Linked DNA regions of Homo sapiens: region 2 is linked to region 1. The links are chromatin loops, found by intact Hi-C in ENCODE. Cell type or tissue: sigmoid colon. All regions are shown on one strand.

Region 1 (2,500 bases):
GGTATCATGAGCATAAAGATGGAGACAATTGACACTGGGGACTCAAAAATAGGGGAGGGAGTGAGGGAGGCAAGGATTGAAAAACTACCTATTGGTTACTATGCTCACTATATGGGTGATGGGTAAATAGAAGCCCAAACCCCAGCATTGGACAATATACTCATGTAACAAACCTACATATGTACCTTCTGAATCTAAAATGAAAGGAACAATAGGTAGAGTTTGATTAGGCAGAAACATTTCAGTCTGTCCTGGAAGATTTCTGAAAAGAGGGTCTATGTCTGTCCTCTTACCCCTCTCCATTCATATCTCTATTGCAGCAATTATTTTCTCCTGGTGAACCACATGCAACCATTTCCAGAGATCTTATGGCAGGCAGAAGTATAAGAAACGTGATGACACAGAGTCTTGGACTAAGAGGCGAACTGTGGGGTTGGGGGGGTTTTCCAGCCATGTGATCTTGGCCATGTCACCTAACCTCTCTGAGCCTCAGTTTTCTCACTTGAAGAAATGGCACAACAATAATTTCTCTGCCTCCTTCTCAGGACTACATGGAGTTTAAATGAGAAAAAGTGATGATGTAGAAATGCTCTTGCTGGCCCATAAAGTACTATACAGCCACCAGAGGCTGGCAGGCACTCCTCTCTAAAAGTAGGCAACAAAAAAGAGACATGTCTTGTAGAGATTTTAGAAATTACCTTACCCAATCCTTAAATTTTGCAGATTAGAGAAACCAAGGATCATGGTAGTTAATGAACATCTATGAGAACACACTACTAGAGTGTGGCAGAACCTACTTCCCTAGTTTCTAGACTCTCAGTGTTCTTTCTACCATGCACTATTTGTTGAACCATGGCATTGCATCAGTACTAAAGGAAAACTGCATTGAAGGGAAGAAACCTGAAAAAAATGCCTCCGAGTTTAACTTCAGATGTGCAATTAGTGCCTTGGTCCCAGCTGATGCCTTGATTCTGTTTGCTCCGGAAATAGTATTTTAGCCAGCACCTGTGAGGTGTCACTACCTCCCACCCCAAGCACTTTCCATGTGGCAAGACAGTAAGACTTATAGCAGACTAAACTGAGAGAGTGTTACCTACTTAAACTGTTTTTCTGACTTAATAAGAATTTTTCATCTACAGCAAGCCATTTTAAAATATTGTCTATACACAGTCACTCTGAATAATAGGTCTGCACACAGTAAATGTCACCTCTCTAAATCACAGGAGACCTTGGCAGCACAGCACAGGAGGCTCCATAACAGTTTAAACTTCAGCCTCCCATTTATTGTGGATGTGTTTATAAATCTCACAGGGCACTCTTCTGCCTCCTGGGAAATCCAAAAACGGTGCCGTTGTTTGTCAGGGTGTCTTGTCCGGGATGTTGAAGTCCTGGCCATCCTTCTTACACCTGGATCCCATTTGGCTCCAAAGTGGGTCAGCCAAGATTGTTGTCAAAGATGCCATTTTCTCCTCCTTAATGACCAGAAAACTCTGTTCCAGCAAAAGTATATGGGGCTTTGAAAACTGGGGGGTTTTCAGAATATATGCGGGAGCTTTCTTTCTTTTCCTTTTTTTTCCCCTTTACCTTGAATAAATGATCTTCTCTACAAAAGAGCTTTGAGTTTCTCACATGAGGGAAGCAAAAGACAGCTTACACAGCAATGGCATTGAAAAACTCCTTAGCCATTCCCATCTGTCTTGGTTAGTATGAATACTTTAGCATTAAGTGGAGAAAAGGAGAATCCATCAATAGTTAATAACTGACCTTAAGATGGGAATTCAAAGTTCACCACAATTACACCCAAGTGTCAGGGAACACACATGGGACACTATCAATATATTTGAGTACAAGAGCCTGGGATGGCAAATTTAAATACCATCAGAGAAAGAACTGAGCATTATTTCATGAGAAAATATTGTTACTATGTCTGCCAGCCCATGCTCAGATACTCAGAACCAAAATTCTCAGGAATAATTGTGGGAGGTAAGCATAATCTAAAAGAGCAAGTAAGAATCAAGCTGAAATTCCATCATGTGGTGAGGTTGTAAACGAAATGTTTCTTAGATTCAAAGGCAGATTGTATTTTAAAGGTGGAAATGAGATTCAGTAAAAGATTAAAAGAAAACATGTTTGTGCTGAGAGACTCAACATGGATTGTCATCAAGGATGTGCAAATTAAAACCACAATGAGTTATCACTACACTGGAATGGCTAAAATTAAAAAGACCATCAACACCAAATGCAAAACAACTAGAATTCTCTCACACACTGTGACACTGCTGGTAGGAGTGTAAAGTGGTACAACCACTGTGGAGAACTACTTTCTAGTCTCTTACAAAGCCAAATGCACACATATTTTATGACCCAAGCATTTCATTTCTGGGTACTTACCTTGAAGAAATGAAAAGTATATGTTCACAAAAAAGACTTGTCCAAGAATGTTCACAGCAGTTTTATTCATAATGGCAAAAATGTGGATGGGAGCCAAATGCCCATCAAA
Region 2 (2,500 bases), 99 kb after region 1:
TCCAAAACTTGGCAGGTCAAAGCAAATGTCACCTTAAGGATATCTTTATGCTCTGACACACTTTTTCTTATTGCAAAAAAAAAAAAAATGCTTAATGTAATTACAGCCCTGCCTGGTTTTTCCAGGCTTAATTCATCCCCATGTCTGGGGAGCCGGAAATGTAACTAGTAAAGAATTCACTAACATGAGAGGCAGGGAATTTGCCAAGAGTTTGTTAATCTGAAGGTTTATTTTTTTATCCAAATATAAAGGGAGTTTGCAAACTGGTTCAGATTAACCAGGTCAAGTTGTATATTTTATTAACTTTAGAACATTTTTTAATCGTTTTCACATTAAAAAATGTACATAGAGTAAGACAGGAGTGGTGGGGGTGAGGGGAGGTTGTCTGCTCAATGAAAGTTATAAGGAGATATGTGTCAGCTGCTTAATTTTCACTTTCTGGCTTCAGCCAGACACAGCTGCACAATATCTACTCTAACTCTAGTCCTTTATGACTTTTACTAACTTCTTATTCAAAAATGTCTTTTATTTATTTCCTAAGGAATCTCACTAAAGAGAGATCCATGGAAAGAACAAAAAACACTTCTGAACACTTCATGCCACAATTACCACCACAGATAAGTCAAAATCTTCAAGATAGTTTGGTTATTAGCTTCAGGCATTTCTGTTAGCCTACTATGTTTTCCAGAGAAGCAAAATTACTTTGTTTTCCCATATATACCACATTATAATGATTGAAATGGCTGCCATAGTTAAAATTCATCTGTGATTTGCCATTGTCCCCAAAATAACATCTAAACACCCTGGCATGAATTCAACTATCTTCATGAATCAGCCTTTCTTTCCCTCTCCACTTACATCCTCCACAATTTGCATGTCTTAAATTCTAACTCCTTACCATACTGAGCTATTGACTGTCCCACGCTTGGCCAGCCTCTCTTGTTTCCAGTCCTTGTACATGCTGTTCCCTCCTTCCTTCTTGCCCCCTCCCCTCCACATTTGGCCTGGCTCACTCCTTATCCACCAGGTCTCCCTTGGGCATCTCCTCCTCCAGAATGCTTTTGTTATCACCTCAAGACAAGGTCTAGCCATCGACCTGTGTGCTTTCATGGTAAAACTTGCCCGGATAACTGATTTTTCATAGTCCTAATCCCATTTTACTGGAAGCATCATACTGTACCTGTGTTCTTTATCAAAATATTGGCCCTTGGAGTTCAGACTGCCTCTGTTTCTCAGTGATATCTCCCAAGGTCTAGCATGGTACCTGGAATATTCTGCCTTCATATAAATTTTGTCAAATGAATAAACTAATAAATGAGTATATAATACATATATCAATTCCATGTCCTGCTGCAAAACCTCACATTAAATTACATGGTTTTGTGAATATATTCAATTACTTTAAGCCCTTCGTATGTTAGCAAGACCCTTTATCTCCACCCCAGCACAAGGCCTTGGACACAGCAAGTGCTCAGAAAGCATTGGATGATTGATTAATTAATAGAAACTCTTTGAGTACAATGAAATCATTGATATCTTTATCATGCAGAGGCTGGGATCACATGGAGCCTAGTCTAACTAACAAATAGTTGTTGCTATTTTGGTCCTGCTGGAATTCTTTATTACTGAAACATTAAAGTTCCCTTTTTTGTGTGTTCCAATTAAGCCAACTTAGACATATGCACCCAGACATTTACTGTCTTGATCAAAAATTGGTTTATCATCAGGAAGAATTTGGTCTAGTAGAGGATAAATTTTAAGAGACCCAGAAAGGCCTAGTTGTTCTTTTATTGCCCTTCTTAAAATCACTATCCTGAAATGTCTTATCAGTTTTACCACTTGAGCTCAGGGCTTTAATCCCCATTAAAATGTTGATAGCCCTGTTAAAGAGGTGACCTTGCTACTTAATCCTCAAGACCCTAGTGCCTGATATCTGCAGCATTACTCCAAGCTCTCTCTAATGCTCTTGGGTGGATTTGTATCTCAGTTAAAATGTCTGGTCTCTTGGAAGGCTAGTTAACTAACCCAGCAGAAGGCTGCTGTGTCTGCAAAGCCATGACCACACATCACCACCCAGCAGAGAGCAGAGTCTTAAGAAAATGAAATTTGGGACAAGTAAGTCAGGAAGGAGTCCATGAGAACTGTTCTGATAAGATATGGTGCTATGGAACTCATGAGCATCTAGAAAGCAGTCTGGAGATACTGATGCCAGGAGTAGAGTTTGATCTTCAAGTGGGCAAAGAATGAAGAAAGGGGAAAGAGAGAGAGAAAAAAAGAAGAACCAAACACAAGTTGCCCAAACTTTACAAACTTTCAACTGTGTCTTGACCAGAGGTTGGCCATATAACAATTCTAACCCTGGAACCACCCTTAGCTAACCTAAAGGTCTCTTAGTATAGACCCTTACTTCAAAGAGTTTGGACATGAAAGAGTGCTCATTGGAAAGAGTGTGGACACAGGAACCAGAAAGATTCAGGCTCCCATTAGGAGTTAAGTAAAT

The links. A loop is a pair of places that touch in the nucleus more often than their neighbours do. Peaks named below come from ENCODE experiments on the same cell type or tissue, not always from the same donor. Only the 100,000 strongest peaks of a DNase experiment are listed, where the experiment ranks them.
Region 2: a loop joins it to region 1, with 2.4 times the contacts of the local background. A loop is called at or near these places in 1 of 110 quality-filtered maps.

Annotation. Positions count from the first base shown.
Region 1 is chr2:66,994,580-66,997,079 of GRCh38, reverse strand. The region is part of intron 1 of LOC105374785 (a long non-coding RNA gene); the gene reads left to right. Among named protein-coding and RNA genes, the nearest start is that of LINC01628, 73 kb to the right of the region's middle. RefSeq lists an enhancer at 781-2,381. In sigmoid colon, no CTCF peak of the experiment used is centred here; a DNase peak (open chromatin) is centred at 1,279.
Region 2 is chr2:66,895,744-66,898,243 of GRCh38, reverse strand. No RefSeq gene overlaps it. Among named protein-coding and RNA genes, the nearest start is that of LINC01799, 7.4 kb to the left of the region's middle. In sigmoid colon, no CTCF peak of the experiment used is centred here; DNase peaks (open chromatin) are centred at 403 and 963.